Regions from separate parts of the Homo sapiens genome. Here region 2 is linked to region 1. A link is a loop called in an ENCODE intact Hi-C map of the cell type or tissue named here. Cell type or tissue: heart left ventricle. All regions are shown on one strand. Each heading gives the region's core, and the rest is flanking DNA. Links, peaks and the distances in the headings are about the cores only.

Region 1 (8,334 bases), core at 12-8,011:
CCAACCTCTGCAAAGTAACTTTTGTGGTTTTTGAGTGTTTTGAAAGTCACTAGAAAACAGAAATGTAGCCAAATGTTGCAAACCTCTGGCCAAAAAAATCCCACAACCACTGAAATATTTTTTGCCCAGCTACGACCCAACAGGGGAATTTGTAAGCATGGCCCTAATTTTAAATAGTCTTTAAATATGAAGGTAGTTAACAAGGAAAGATGGAGAGTGGCCTTGGGTAGGGGGAGGATGGAGGAGTGGGTAAAACCACTGTGTGGTATGGAACTCTGCAAAGATTGTTGTTGAACTGCAAGAGAGACTGATATTGTGATCCATTGCAAATTCCAAAGTTTTCTAGTTGTTTGAGTGACTGGGGAGAGATGAGGTGTTGTAGTGTTTTTGTAATTTGTTTTTCTTATTGGTCCGGTTACTGGTGTTTCACAGTCTGTCAAACCATATGGATGAATGGAGCTAGCATCGTAAAACTGTCACTGAGGGAAGGTTTTTGAAGCCTGTGATTTGCATTAGAGTTTTAAAAGCAGTGGTTAGGAGGTGTTGGTGGGGCAGAGGGAAGAGGAGCAGACTGGAGAATTTCTAGGCTGTGTGTTTGTGAATATTAGTGTGGCAGGCAGTGGCAAGGGAAGGGAGAGAATCCCTGAAGAGGTTACAATTTAGGGGCAATGTGTGGAAGCAGGGAGGGGTGAGAGGATTAGGTTCAGAGCTCCTAATAATGGGGTTCAAATAGCCCGCATTGAGTCCTCACCAGCCAGGCCTCAGTTCTGAGCCTGCGGAACAATGCTGGCACATGTCTAATCCCCACTTTGCACCCTCTCCTCCCTCTCTGAATCTGGGGACTGTGATCATCTCAGGTTGCTGATAAAAGGTTTTTTTTTAGTTGTTGTTATTCACCTTGAAAATCTGCTGTTTGAATGATCTGCACTTGGAAGCTCCACCAGAAAGTTTTTCCCATCCTCACACTTTCACCTGCTATTGATGAAACCCGTCTCAACCTCTTTTCCTCTTCCATGTTCATTTCTCACCAGTGGCTGATTTTTTGTAGCCTTAGTGACTTCAGAGTAATGGAGGAGAAAAAGCTCTGGGAGAGGAATCCCAAGCCTTGAGCTCCGCTTCCAGAGCTACAGGCAACTAGCTTGTGATCTGGGACACAGAACTTTGAGCCGCATATTCCTTGTCTTTATGATGGTGATGTACTTTGATTCCCCAAATTCCTTTCAAGCCAACAACTTTCTGGCTCTTATTATGGTGGATTAGGACAGAGAGGACAGCTAGGGGCCAGAGTTCTGATTTTTTCTTATTTTTAAAGTGTGGCTCTAAAGAGAACATTTAAGACTGGAGACTTCCACAGTTTCTTATTCTCTGATTCAGTCTTGCTACATGGTGCTCCCTTCTTGGGGTTCTAAGCTGGGTGGAACTTCCTATCCCTTCTCAAGGTCTGAGGCTGAGGACCAGGTGGTGGGCCATTTAGAATGTGGGCTTTTCCTCTGGCTCTTCCTTTTCAGTGATTTTCTTCTCACTAGCATCCCATCCAGAAGCTGATGAGAATGAGGAACTTGAAGACCAATTGGCCTATTTTGACGTGGATAAGCACTCAGTTTTTGGTGGTTAAAAGACTGGAATCACTGAGAACATCTGTATTTTGCTTCCTTTTGTGTGTGTGTGTGTGTGTGTGTGTGTGTGTGTGTGTGTGTGTGTTTGGAGGCAGAAGGGTAACCAATTTTCCAGCCAGTCCTCCGGTCTGGACTTTATTTGTCCATGATCTCTCTGGCCTTCTCCTCTACCATGGCACCTATCCCAATTAATCTGAAAATAAAGTGCTTATTTTATTTTAATTTGGGCAGCCACAGATACCTGGATGTTTAGTGAGCTGAAGTAAGTGGACCTGTACTGATGTCTCACTGAGCTTCCTCTAGCATACCTGTGTTACTGCTGAGGAAATGGAGGTGCCCAGCAGTTGTGTGGAACTAGCCCCTACCTGAGTGGGTATTAGCCAAGACTAGACTGGACTTCATGCCTCCCCTTCAGTGACATGTCTCCAGAACATCTCAGATTTCAGTGGGGACATTATTATCAGGCTTTTCTTTGGTGGAAAGCTTCCATGGCAGTTTTTTTGCAAGCATAAAGAGAAGGGGGAGGAGGTTGCAGAACTCATCAGAGTCTACACAGGAGCTGGTGTGTAAATTCTGAGACTTTAAAGAGAAAACAAAATGGTCACCCTGACCTCCAGCAGAGAGAGGCATTCCCTCAATTTTTCTTTATTGTGCTAAAATATACATAACACACAGTGTACCATTTTAGCCATTTTAAAGTGTGCATTTCAGTGGCATTAAGTACATTTATTTCTAATCTTTAGTAGAGATGGAGGTCTTGCTATGTTGCTCAGACTGGTCTTGAAATCATGGCCCCAAGGGATCCTCCCACCTTGTGCAACCATCACCACCATCAGTTTCCAGACCCTTTTCTTTCTTTCTTTTTTTAGATGGAGTCTCGCTCTGTCACCCAGGCTGGAGTGCAGTGACGCGATCTTGGCTCACTGCAACCTCCGCCTCCCAGGTTCAAGTGATTCTCTTGTCTCAGTCTCCCGAGTAGCTGGGACTGTAGGCATGCGCCATTACACCTGGCTAATTTTTGTATTTTTAGTAGAGACAGCATTTCACCATGTTGGCCAGGCTCGTCTCGAACTCCTGACCTCAGATGATCCACCCGCCTCAGCTTCCCAAAGTGCTGGGATTATAGGCATGAGCCACCGTGCCCAGCTGCCCAGACCCTTTTCATCATCCCGGAGAGAAACTTTGTATGCATTAAACAATACTTTTCCATCCCCTGCTTCCTACCATCCCTGGGAACCACCATTCTGCATTCTTAGCACCCCATATCAGGGGAAACATACAATATTTGTTCTTCTGTGTCTGGCTTATTTCACTTAGCATAATGTCTTCAATGTTTGTTCATCCATGTTGTAGCATAGTCAGAACTTGATTCCTTTCTATGGCCATTGTATGGATAGCCCACTTTTTGTTTACCTGTTTAACTGCCGATGGGCATTTGGGTTGTTTCACCTTTTGGCTGTTTTTGAGTCCCCATTTTCATTTCTTTTGGGTTTTCACTATGCCTAGGTCTCCTTCATTTTTGGACTGTAAAATCTAGGGACTAAGCTAGGCTCATGCCTGTAATCTTAGCACTTTGGGAGGCTGAGGCAGGAGGATCCCTTGAGCTCAGGCATTCAAGACCAGCCTGGACATATCATGAGACCCTGTCGCTACAAAAAATAAAAAAAAAAGCCGGGTGTGGTGGTGTACACCTGTGGTCCTAGCTACTCGGGAGGCTAAGGCAGGAAGATGGCTTGAGCCCGGGAGGTTGAGGCTGCAGTGAGCTGTGATCACGCTACTGTACTCCATGTACTCCAGCCTGGGTGACAGAGCAAGACCTTATCTCAAAAAACAAACAAACAAACAAACAAACAAACAAACAAACAAACCCAAAAAATTAGCGGCTACATTTCTAGATAATATAGGCATTCTCCACCTTATAAACTAAACAAACAAAAAAACCCAAACCTAATAGTATTACAGAATTCAACCTCTCTGCCTCTCCCTCTATTGGTAGTCCATTGCGTTCTGGGATAAACACACTGGGAACTAGGAACCCAGAGACTCAATTCTCCCATCCCCAGCCACAGGGATTGCCTTCCCCTCATATCCCCCTTCCTGTTTTTTTTTTTTGAGACGGAGTCTCGCTCTGTCGCCCAGGCTGGAGTGCAGTGTCGCGATCTCGGCTCACTGCAAGCTCCACCTCCCGGGTTCACGCCATTCCCCATTCCCCGGGCTCAGCCTCCCGAGTAGCTGGGACTGCAGGCGCCCGCCTTACGCCCGGCTAATATATATATATATATATATATATATATATAGTATTTTTAGTAGAGACGGGGTTTCACCGTGTTAGCCAGGACGGTCTCGATCTCCTGACCTCGTGATCCGCCCGCCTCGGCCTCCCAAAGTGCTGGGATTACAGGCGTGAGCCACCGTGCCCAGCCTATATCCCCCTTCCTTTGAGGGCAGGGACTCCTCGTGGGGGTCAGGGTTTGGGTTTGAGGCAGTTCCAGGGGCTGTAGCACTAGCAGTTACCTGGTGAGGCTTGGAGTGAAGGCTTCCTAGGTGGATGGAGATGTGATGTCTGACAACAGGAGGTGGGTGGAAGCACGGTGATGACAGGATAGCTTGGGGGGCAGGAGTTAGCAAGTCAGGCCTGTCCTTCCAAACAGCCAGGAGAGCTTGTGTCTCCCTTCTCCTCCCTTCCCCTTCCTCCAGCCTGGCTTCCCCGCAGCGGCCCACATGAAATAATGGATGTGGAAACATTTCAGAAGGTGGAAAGTGCAAATGTGAGGTGTTACTATGAGAACTAAAAGTTTCCTGTAGCTGATCATGGCCTCCTCAGGCAGTCAATAATACCTACTATATTAAACATTATTTTAAATATTAAAACAAAAATAAATGTTTCTGGCATTACCCATCACATCTAATCATTGTTTCTCAGGAAATGCAAGGTCTACTCATCCAGGCTGTGTAAATAGCCCTGGGATCTCAGTGGGATTTTCCTATTGTCTGGGTTTGAAATAAGTGAGAATGTGAGCTCAGGGGAAACCCTCATTTCATTTCCGGTCATAGCCCTGACCTGAGTTCACCCACCAAACCAGAGGAAGCAGAAGCGCGGTTGGTAGAGTGGGGTGCTCTTCTGGGAACTTGGGCCTTTGGTCCTTGCCTGGTCTCTGGCTCCTCCTTCAACTGAGATGACTGAGGGAGAGAGAAGAAGTGGAGGCGGGGCAGGGGCTTAGATCTGCTTGTGAATAAGGAGAGTGAGCTGTTGGCATTGGAGGTCAGTGGCAAGAATGGATTCTTTTTCTTTTTCTTTTTTTTTTTTTTTTGAGACAGAGTCTCACTCTGTCGCCTAGGCTGGAGTGCAGTGGCGTGATCTTGGCTCACTGCAACCTCTGCCTCCCACGTTCAAGTGATCTTGTACTTCAGACACAGGAGTAGCTGATATTAAAGGCACATGCCACCACACCCAGCTAATTTTTGTATTTTCAGTAGAGATCGGGTTTTATCATGTTGGCCAGGCTGGTCTCGATCTCCTGACCTCAAGTGATCTGCCCACCTGGGCCTCCCCACGTGCTGGGATTACAGGCGTAAGCCACCATGCCAGGCCAGATTCTTTATAGAAAAGTAGACCAGAGAGCATTGCGGTGGGGTCAGATCTCAGAGTTACATGCATGTCTTGGTTGCCAGCCTTGGAAGTGGTTCAGATTCAGTCTTGCTGCAAAGCTACAACTTTCTTTATTTTCTTTTCTCATATATTTTTTGGAGATAGGGTCTCACTCTCACCCAGGCTGGAGTGCAGTAGTGCGATCACTCTGTCACCCAGGCTGGAGTGCAGTGGTGCCATCACAGCTCACTGTGGCCTCAAACTCCTTGACTCAAGTGATCTCCCACCTCAGCTTCCCAAGTAGCTGGGACTACAGGTGCGTACTGCCACACTTAATTTTTAATTTTTTTATAGAGATGGGGGTCTCACTGTGCTGCCCAGGCTGGTCTTGAACTTCTGGCCTCAAGTGATCCTCTTACCTCAGCTTCCCAAAATGCTGGGATTGCAGGTGAAAACCACTGCACTTACTTGGCCCTGCAACTTTCCTTTACAAGAGCAAATGAAGCAAAAAACATCATCCCTACTCCTGCTGTCCTCAACCAGCAACTCTCGATACATCTTTGGCTGCCAGTTGAGCACAACGAGAACTCTCTCATCCTCTTTGGAGTTCCTTCATCCCACAACCAACATGGATTGCCTGCCTGCCCCTGAGAACTAATCAGCACAGCCACCTGACTCCCTCCCTACATCGAGGAGCTTCCACTCCAATAGAGACTTCTGATCTGTCTGTTTCTTCTCCTAGACCCTTGTTTTTTGGCAGGGCAAAGTAAGTGCTAGCAAACCAGGAGGCTGACTGCTGCCCTCGGCTTTTCCTAGGAAAACCACTATAGGTGAGGGGAGTGGGGAGAGGGGCGGCAACGCGGTGCTGGTGATAGGGGGAGGGCAGGGTGGATGGGGCAGTGGGAGGGGAGAGAATATATTCTCTCCTGCTAATTATTTTCCCTGAGGACTTAGCCAATGCAGAACCATCTATTATCGTGGGAGCGCTCTATGGTAGTTCTGCCTGTGATGAATGCTAAGTGGAAACAAGCAAGAAAAATTAACAGGCGGCTGCTTCTGTCCACCTAATTAAAATGCATATCCAAATGCATAATTCCTTATGTTTCCCCATGCACACACTCCCCTTCCAATCCCAGTTCTATGGAGGAGAAAAAAACACTTTCCCCCAATCATTTCTCTTGATTATATTTTCATCAAGGAAGAACTGGAGGGTTTCCCCTTAGAATAGAGAAGGGCCTGTTCTTCTAACACTTCTGAAATAGCTGGCTTTTGACTTAGATTGAGCCCCAAAATTTGGAGCTCTTTTTCATTTTACACACAAAAACTAGCTGCAGAAAAAAGGGAGAAGGAAAGAAGTAAAGAAAGAAAAAAGAGTTCCCACCATTTCTGCTGACCTTTTAGTTTTGTGTTAAAAGTCTGGCTTTGATCAGCAATGACAATTTTGAGGATCTTTTCTGTCTTTTCTTCCTCTTCATTACTTTCCCTGACTCTGCACTGCCTTCCCTGGTCCCTCAGATAAACATAACCCAAGTTTTGTAGAGAGATTTTAGAAGACGAAGACACAGCTACCTTTGCAGATCAAGTAGAAAGAAAAAAAACCCAAAGCTTCGGCCTTTGGGGGCGATATCAGAGGTTCCAACGTCACAGTCCTAAGTATGTTTTGAATCAGACAATACCTCTTCATCCTTATCTTCCCCCCCTTCACTTACCCAGCTCATCATTTTCTCCCTCTCCAAAGAATAACTTTATTCAGTGGTCATAAAATATTTAATAAAACATGAAACTTAAGTCACTGTGTTCAATTTGCCATCACAGCCATCTCAGTGGCAGACCCCCTTCCCCCAGCTGGCCCACCCCCTCCTGAAGCCCCTTGCCTGCCCTCCACAGCAGCCCCAGCTGTTGATTTATCAGGGCTGGCCGGCTCAGCAGTGCATGGAGATTGCTTTTAATTAACTCTCTTCATTTTTCCCAATCTTCAGGGAGCAGCAGCCCTTTAATGATTTTAATATTTTATTTGGATTTATATCTGCCTTATTTGTTGTTTGACATCCGCATTTGTTCTTCCTGAATCACCTCCAGACTGATATATTTATTTGCCCCTTTTCCTCCTACCCCCAAGACCTTTCAAGGGAAGGGACGGTGGATTCCGAAGAAGGCCGTCTTCCCAGGCTTCCCACTATCGACACAGGGAGAATACCCAGTGTTGGCCTTATGTGATGGTTTGGACTGGAAACTTTGTCTTGGGAAACCCAGTCTCACCTGCCTCTTAGCTTAAGGAGTTTCTGAGCTTTGTGTTAAAAACAACAACAACAGCAACAACAACAACAACAACAACAACAACAACAACAACAACAGCTCTGAATTTTAGAGAATGAGATCTCTTTGCCTCTTTCATGCCTCTGTAAGGGAGTGAGTTGCCTTGGAGAGTTGGTTAAAAACTGCTTCCCCAGTTTCACTGTTAGAAGTAGTTTGAGGTCTATCATCCTGCTCACCCCAGCCTTCCATAGTTCAGTGGGGTTTTTGGAGCTGCAGGAGGATGATGGCTTTAGGGAAGGACTGGATGTACGTTCAGTCAAGTCTTCCTGCTGCTTTATGCGTCTTTAGGTGTGGGTGGCATCTGTTAAGCAACTTCTTGGAAGAGTAACCATAGGTACAATCTGAAAGAGGAAGTGAAGAGGCACCAATTGCCTTCTCTACTGGAGGCTGCCTTCTCCACTGGAGGCTGCCTTCTCCTTTAACCCTCAGTTCCCCTTCTCATGCCTATTCCCTAGAGGTGGGAAAACATACAACCAGCAGAACACTTTCCAGCTGGGTGCAATGGCTCATACTTGTAATCCCAGCACTTTTGGAGGCCTAGGTGGGCAGGTCGCTTGAGCCCAGGAGTTCGAGCCAGCCTGGGCAACAGGGCAAAATCCCATAGAAAAACTAGTTGGGTGTGGTGGCACGCGCCTTTAGTCACAGTTATTTGGGAGGCTAAGGTGGGAGGATCACCCGAGCCCAAGAGGTTGAGGCTGCAGTGAGCCGTGTTTGTGTCACTGCACTCCAGCCTGGGCAACAGAGTGAGACCGTGTCTGAAAAAACAAAAAACAATGCCTTTCTATCTTTCTCCTCTCAGCCTACCTTTGGCTG
Region 2 (8,334 bases), core at 150-8,149, 50 kb after region 1:
CGATTCTCCTGCCTCAGCCTCCCGAGTAGCTGGGATTACACCGCCACCTCGGCCTCCCAAAGTGCTGGGATTACAGGCGTGAGTTACTGTGCCTGGCCACTAATTGCCATTTTTATGTAATAAGTCTGGATGTTTCCAGTGTGAATGGACTGCTGTCTTCTCCAGGGTGCTGTTTTTTGGAGACAGGGTCTCACTCTGTTGCCCAGGCAGGAGTGCAGTGGCTCGATCTCGACTCATGGCAACCTCCGCCTCCTGGGTTTAAGTGATTCTCCTGCCTCAGCCTTCTGAACAGCTGAGATTACAGGTGTGCACCACCACGCCCAGCTAATTTTTGTATTTTTAGTAGAGACAAAGTTTCACCATGTTGGCCAGGCTGGTCTCGAACTCCTGACCTCAAGTGATCTGCCCGTCTCGGCCTCCCAGAGTGCTGGAATTACAGGCGTGAGCCACCGTGCCCGGCCTGGTGCTGTGTTTTAACAATGGCATCAATGACTTCCAGGAGCAGGCCCATTTTGTGAAAGTCGACTTGACTGGAGGGGTTAGCTGGCTACAGGGACAGTCTCCCTGGCCCTCACACCCTCTCTGTGTCAGATGGCCCCATTCCCCTGGTGTGGTTGCTGCAGCTGGCACTGGAGCCACTGCTTGCTGCCTTCTTTCACCGCCTGTGGAAGCTGCCACAGATTCCAGGAGGGGAGGACAGAATGAGGAAAAAGCTTGCAGCAGGCTGGGGTCTTCACTCAAGGATCTGGGGCAAAACCTGTCCATGGCCAACTCCTTTCTTCTCTGCCTCCTTTCACTTCATGAAGGCCGCAGACGAACTGTCTGGTCTCTCAGCTTATCTTTCTAGAGAAGAAATTCTTTTGAAGGAGGCTGTGTAAATGTTGTGATTGTGAACAGTGATCTTTTTTTTCTTTCTTTTCTTTTTTTATTTTTTCGAGATGGAGTCTTGCTCTGTCTCCCAGGCTGGAGTGCAATGGCACAATCTTGGCTCACTGCAACCTCTGCCTCCCAGGTTCAAGCGATTCTTCTGCCTCAGCCTCCCAAGTAGCTGGGATTACAGGTGACTGCCACTGCGCCCAGCTAATTTTTGTATTTTTAGTAGAGATGGGGTTTCACCATGTTGGCCAGGCTGGTCTCGAACTCCTGACCTCTGATGATCCACCCGCCTCGGCTTCCCAAAGTGCTGGGATTACAGGCGTGAGCCACCACGCCTGGCCATGATCCTATTATTAGTTCTTTAAGGGCTGGGACTAAGTCTCCAGTACCTGCCACAGTGCCTGATGCATAGTAGGACCCCAAAAAAATGCTTTTCATTGGCATGAAACTCCCTATAGATCCATGGCTGGAATGGTCAAGATACACCTGCTGGAGACAAGTGATCATTTAGGAAAGAGTTTTCTTTCTTTCTTTGCCTTCCTCTGTGCATGACAAAGTGTGGGATCAGTAAACCTTTCCCCCACCCTCATTCTTCTTTGCACTTATTTTACTGAAAAAGTGATTCTGGCCAGGTGTGGTGGTTCATGCCTGTAATCCCAGCACTTTGGGTGGCCGAGACGGGTGGATCACTTGAGGTCAGGAATTTGAGACCAGTCTGGCCAACATGGTGAAACCCTGTCTCTACTAAAAAACACAAAAATTAGCCAGGTGTGGTGGTGCGCGCCTGTAATTCCAGCTACTCAGGAGGCTGAGGCAGGAGAATTGCTTGAACCTGGGAGGTGGAGGTTGCAGTGAGCTGAGATTGCGCCAGTGCACTCCAGTGTGGGCCACAGAAGGAAACTCTGCCTTAAAAAGAAAAAAGTGATTTTATTCTGACCAATTAAGTAAAGGTGATTGGATCTTTCCACACAGCCGTCTCCTGTTTGCATTCTGAGAGGGGATGTTGAAATAGGTTCTGTTTGGTTCTGCTTAAATCTAGGAGTAGATTGACCAGCTTGAGAGAGATTTTCTTCATCCTGAGAGCTAGTCCTGTTAGGAATGTGGAGTCTTCTGAGGTCCCAGATCGAGATAAGACAAGGGCGGGAGCTCCCAATGGGCTCCTAAGCACTGGGTAGGAGGTTTCCTTCAGAGAAAAGGGGGAAAAATTCATCCAGATAGACTGATAAAAGGAGTGACATCACAGTAGGCATGGCAACCACAGGGCAATCATAATCTCCCCACGAGGTGGTCAGAACCCCAAGGGAAGACCTAGTTTCATTGCGCTCCTTCTCCCTTCAGGGCAGGCAGGAGCAGGGAGGCATGGAGGAGGGTGCGCTTATCCAGTGGCTGGAGTAGGCCAGGGGTTTGCCCCCTGCTCTGACAGTTTCTCTGGAGTGCTGGTGTGCCACCTGGAAGCATTCACATTCGGTCACTTTATTATCCAGGGTTGCCCTGGGAGTTTGGCAGGAGAGAGGGAGCAAAATGGGAGAGTGAGGGAAGCATATCACTGGAGAGGGAAGTAGAGATGTGATATGATCTGCAGAACACCGTGCTCTGTCCTCAGTGCCCCCTCCCCAGAGGCTCCAACCCCTTCTGAGAACACAATGATCAGCCTCCTGTTCCTCACTGGCTTCTTCTTTGGACCTGGATTTCCACAGCAGACCTGGAGGCCATGTAAGTTGTGCTAATTTCAAAGCCACTTGTGTCTCCAGCATCTCCCCGAGGCACCCGTGTGGTGACGGCTGGCCCTCGGGATGTCTGGGAATGTGGTCTCCGGCGGGTGTATCTTGAACACAACGCACAGGTTTTAGGTGTCGAAGAGTCAAATAAGGGGGATGAACCATGAGGTTGGTTTTTGGTGGCTTCTGGGTGTCCTGGGCCTGGAAACCATTTCTCCTTTCCTGTCCTTGTGGGGTAACTATGCCCAGGTGAGACCTGGTTGCTGCCTCGCTGCGGGTCAAGTCATAGTTGCATGTATGCCTTGCTGCCACCCTGGCATTTGGGGTTTTACAAGTGGGCGAGGCGGCCCGAGCACAGAGTGAGTAGCCAGGGGAGGCCGATGCTCCATCTTCTCCTGTTCATCAGCGTCTCCTCCCCCAGCTGTGGATGTGTGAAGACATTTAAGGGTCTCCCGGGAAGCAGGCTGTTTGGCTTCTTTACTCAGAATATCTGGAGCTCCTGCTGCAAGCTGGAGAAACTGCTTCCCCAGCTCCTTGTGGCTGTGGGTCACTTTGTAAAGGATGATTGAATTTTTCTGTTGAGAGAAAATTCACACAACATAAAATTCACCATTCTAACCATTTGAAAGTGCGTAATTCAGTGGTGGTTAGTACATCCGCCATCATCCACATCTGATGCCGGAACATTTTCATCACCCTACAAAGAAATCCTGGCCTGGCATGGTGGCCTCATGCCTGTAATTCCAGCACTTTGGGAGGCCGAGGAGGGAGGATCACGAGGTCAGGGGTTTGAGACCAGCCTGGCCAACACGGTGAAATCCCGTCTCTACTAAAAATACAAACATTAGCGGGGCATGGTGGCGTGCACCTGTAATCCCAGCTACTCAGGACGCTGAGGCAGGAGAATTGCTTGAACCCGGGAGGCGGTGGTTGCAGTGAGCCTAGACTATACCACTGCACTCCAGCCTGGGTGACAGAAAAAGAAAAAAGAAATTCTGCACTCAGGAAGCAGACACTCCCCACTCCCCTGTCCCCTCTACCCCTGGTAACCACTAATCTGCTTTTTGTCTCCTTGGATTTCCCTATTCTAGATATTCCATAGAGATGAAATCATATAACACATGTGGCCTTTGTATCTGGCTTCTGTCACTCAGCATAATGTTTTCAGCGTTCAGCCATGTTGTTGCATGTTTCAGTACTCCCTTCCTTTTTATGGCTGAATAATAGTCCCTTGTATGAATACGCCACATTTGATTTACCTATTCATCTGTTGATGGACATTTGCTTTATCTCTGCTTTTTGGCTGTTATGAAGAATGCTAACACAAACTTTCATGTACAAGTCTTGGCGTGGACATATGCTTTCAATTCTTTTGGGTATATACCTAGGGGAGGAGTTTCTGGGTCATATAATAACTCTGTGTTTGAAGTTTTGAGGAACTGCCAAGCTGTTTTCCACAGTGACTGTGGCATTTTGTGTTCCAATCAGTGATGTATGGGGGGTCCAGTTCCTCTACCTCTTTGTGACTCTAGCCATCCCACCAGGTGTGAAGTGGTATCTGATTTTTTTTTTTTTTTTTTTTTTGAGACAGTCTCACTCTGTTACCCAGGCTGGAGTACAGTGGCACGATCTCGGCTCACTGCAACCTCTGCCTCCCCGGTTCAAGTGATTCTCTTGCCTCAGCCTCCCGAATAGCTGGGATTACAGATGCCTGCCACCATGCCCAGCTAATTTTTGTATTTTTAGTAGAGATGGGATTTCACCATATTGGCCAGGCTGGTCTCAAACTCCTGACCTCAAGTAATCCACCCGCCTTGGCCTCCCAAAGTGTTGGCGTTACAGGCGTCAGACTCCATGCCTGGCCTCATTGTGGGTTTTTTGTTTATTTGTTTGTTTGTTTTGAGACAGAGTCTCACTCTGTCACTCGGGCTGGAGTGCAATGGCGCAGTCTCGGCTCACGGCAACCTTCTCCTCCCAGGTTCAATTCTCGTGCCTCAGCCTCTTGAGCAGCTGGGATTACAGGCGTGCACCAGCACACCTGGCTAATTTTTGTATTTTTAGTAGAGAAGGAGTTTCACCATGTTAGCCAGGCTGGTTTCGAACTCCTGGCCTCAAGTGATCCACCTGCCTCGACCTCCCAAAGTGCTGGGATTACAGGCGTGAGCTTCCATGCCCGGCCTCATTGTGGTTTTGATTTGCATTTCCCTAATGACCGAATGATACTTCCTATGTTTTCATGTGTCTATTGGCCATTTGTATGTTTTCTGTGGAGAAATGTCTATTTGTTATTTGCCCATTTTTAAATTGGGCTGTTTGTCTTTTCATTGAGAAATGAGTTTATTTTAACACATGATTATTCCTTCCCCAGCCCCAGCATGGTGTGACCAGCCTGTGGAGATGGAGGAGTTTAGTGGGTCACTTAAAAGCAGGCCTAGGTCTTTACCTCTTTGGCTACTCCTCAACGTTTTTTGGGGTCTCTTCTTCCCTGACTGCCCTTAAATTTTTTTTTTCCCCCAGAGTTTCTGTCCTTGACTCAGTTCTTGTTTTGCCCCCAATTCTCTGGCTGACCTCCTCTGCACCCTTGGCATCCATCCCCGTACATTAATGTTGGTTACTCCCAATGCACATATTCATCCTGGGCTTCTTTCTGGAGCTCCATATTTGTATATCCAACCAGGACCTCAACACGTTCAAAACTCACCACGTTCCTCTGCCAAGCCTTCGCCTCCTCCCGGATTCCCCGTCAGGGTGAGTGTTGTCATCGTCTACCTAGTTGGCCAAGCTAGACGTCATCTGGGATCCTTTCTGTCTCTCTCAGACACATCTGCCCTCTTCCCACCCAGTTTTGTCCATTTGCTGTGGTCAATAGCTCTTCCTAATGTGTTATCAGTTCACTCCCGCTCAGACTGCCTTAGTTCAGGTCTTTGTCATTCCGATAGTCTTCCTAGCTTTGAGTTACTTTCATCCATCTGTACTCTGCCAGAATGATCCAATTATATCACTGCCTACTTAAAACCCTTCAGTGACTCCTTGTTTTCTGAAGGATAAACTTCCAACTCCTTTGTTGGGTGTATGAGCCCTCCTGGATTTAACCTCTACCTTCTCTCCAAGTCATATTCCCCTGCTCATGGTTTCCTCAGACCTTACTTCAGCCATAAGGAATTCCTTGAGGTTTCTTGGATAGGTTGTGTTCCCTCAAATCTTCATGCCTTGAGTGCCCTGCTATTGGTATGAGTTATATATGTGGCCCAGGATAGATTTTCAGGGCTGGATTATGGACCCAGTATGGCCCAAACCAAATACTAATATGGATAGAGAACATGGTGAGTGTGGGTTGGATGTGGATTTTGATTAAATGATTTACTCATGTGAAAGAATTTGCAAATTGAATAGAAATTAAACTATATTGTATTGCATTTATAAACTACCTGTATTGCAAAGGTGATAAAGTCCCCTGGAAAAATTCTGACATTTGCCCTATCTGTAGTTCATGGTTACTTTACTTTTTGCACCAAAAACAACAGAGGATACATGGTGTGACCAGAATATATGTATTTTAGGAGCTGATGGGACAAAATATCTGAAATCGTATTTGGATTCTAAGATTGCTGTAGCTGCGGACTGCTATGAATACTGGCGATCTCTTACTTGTTTGGAGTCCCACCCCTTTAACCTCTGGATTTCTTATAACTTTTTCTAAGGATATTAGTCCCTAGCTAGGGAAACTGAATGAAATTGAAGGAGGAATTCCTACTCTTTTCCAAGTGATTTTTTTAAAAAAATTTTTTATCTTAGATTGCTAGTTAGTGCTTTATCTTTCTCCCTCAAAATTTTTTATTTTTTAATTTTAATTTTTTTTAAAGAAACATGGTCTTACTCTGTTGCCCAGGCTAGAGTGCAGTAGTGCAATCATAGCTCATTGCAGCCTCGAACTCCTGGGCTCAAGCGATCCTCCTGCTTCAGCCTACTGAGTAGCTGGGACTACAGGTGTGAGCCACCATGCCTGGCAATTTTTAATTTTTTTGTTGAGATGGGGTCTTGTTATGTTGCCCAGGCTGGTCTCAAATTCTTGACCTCAAGCGATCCTCCCACCTTGGCTTCCCAAAGTGCTGGGATTACAGGCATGAGCCACCACACCTAGCCCTTCCTCAGATTTTTCTTGGAAAAATGGCAAGCCTTCTGAAAAGTTGTGAAAATAGAGCAATGAACACCAATATCCCCTTTGCTTAGATTCACCATTTACTAGCATTTTGCTACATTTGTTTTCCTCTTTCCCTACCTTTTATGCACATGTGTGCCTGTGTGAGCACACATCTATATTTTCAGGAAAAGTGAGATTTAGCTCATAGTACACCTTCCACTTCTTGGTATGTTTTCAAGCCTCTGGCAAAACCCAGTGCCAAAACTGAAGCCTTGAGTTCTTGGCTCAGTGCTGCTACTGACGGGAGCATACTTGGATGATCCTGAACAAGTTCCTTCCCCCTCTCTGAGCCTCAGTTTCCCCATCAATGAAACGAGGGCTTGGATCCCCTGTTCTTGAAGCCCTCTCCTTGTACTCAATATTCTACAGCCCTGTGATGGCCAGAAAAACCCAGCCCTTTGGGAGATTGTCAGAAGATACTTAATGTACTTGTGAGATGAACCCCAGAAATTTATTGTTAGCTGGGCTCTGTCCAGGACTGTGTCTGGTTTGTAACAAGGAGTGTGTGTTTTTTGTTTTTTTTTTCCCTTGGGAGAGCTACCAGTGCTTTGCCTGCCAAGGCGGGGAGGTGGTCTTGGTGGGGTTTCTACTAGAAGGAAATGGCAGGAACTCTGACCTGCTTGCTGTCAAGTAAGCAGACAGAGAGGCTCGGAATCCCCTCCCGCGTCACGTTTCCTTGAGGTGCCTGCTTGTTTAATCTGCCGTTTGCCTTGCTTCCCCCAACGCCCTTTTATAGCTCCTTTTGTTCAAGGATCTTGCCACCTCCTTTTTCTGTCCCTGGCCCGCCTCCAGGTTAAATATCCAAGAAGGACAGCAGTAGCCTGAAGATGCTGATGACATGGGGGACGTTCATGGCTGGCCCTGAAGAAAGGCTCTCATAGGTGGGGGCGATTGATACGGCTTCCACAGTGCTCCCACCCACAGAGCCCAGGGCAGAGGCCCGAGGTGCGCCAGGCTTATTTTACAGCTTTAATTCCCATGAGCAGGATTGGAGAAAGGGTTAGTAAAGGAGAAAAGGACTCAGATGTGTCGGGTTTCAGGGAAGGAACTAGTGAGATCGGGGTGACAAGGGGTTCATTTGTCCATTTGGTAAGTGTTTATTGAAAGTCCACTATATTATGTGTAAGGTCCTTTTGACCCAGAAAGTCTGAAATTTGGGTAGCAGTCATTAATTTGTATTAGATACCACATATGTTATAGAAGTGGTAGAAATAATGTTAATAATGTCATACTTCCGTTCCCGATGGTCACATGCTAAGTGCGTCACATCTATTCCATTGAATCCTCCCCACAACTGGGATGGGGTGGTATTGTCCTCGCTGTGCAGGGGAGGAAAGGGAGGCTTGGAACAGTGCCTTGCTCAAGGTCAGGGAATGAGGAGAGGTGGAACTGGGATTTGAGTTCAAGTCTGATTTCAAATTCCACATTCTTCACCTCTGAGTCTCTTGTTCCCAAAAGCTGTTTATGGACTGGTGGCAGTCTGTGATAGTTTTCACTGATCCAAAATATAAGGACAGTGTAACTGGATTTTTAAGAAAG

The links. A loop is a pair of places that touch in the nucleus more often than their neighbours do. Peaks named below come from ENCODE experiments on the same cell type or tissue, not always from the same donor. Only the 100,000 strongest peaks of a DNase experiment are listed, where the experiment ranks them.
Region 2: a loop joins it to region 1, with 2.0 times the contacts of the local background. A loop is called at or near these places in 15 of 110 quality-filtered maps.

Annotation. Positions count from the first base shown.
Region 1 is chr14:72,880,520-72,888,853 of GRCh38, reverse strand. The region is part of intron 1 of DPF3 (double PHD fingers 3); the gene reads left to right. Among named protein-coding and RNA genes, the nearest start is that of DPF3, 9.4 kb to the left of the region's middle. RefSeq lists a silencer at 6,687-6,887. In heart left ventricle, for the core only: no CTCF peak of the experiment used is centred there; no DNase peak of the experiment used is centred there; H3K27ac peaks cover 2,018 bases.
Region 2 is chr14:72,830,339-72,838,672 of GRCh38, reverse strand. The region is part of intron 1 of DPF3 (double PHD fingers 3); the gene reads left to right. Among named protein-coding and RNA genes, the nearest start is that of DPF3, 60 kb to the left of the region's middle. In heart left ventricle, for the core only: no CTCF peak of the experiment used is centred there; no DNase peak of the experiment used is centred there; H3K4me3 peaks cover 348 bases; H3K27ac peaks cover 1,580 bases.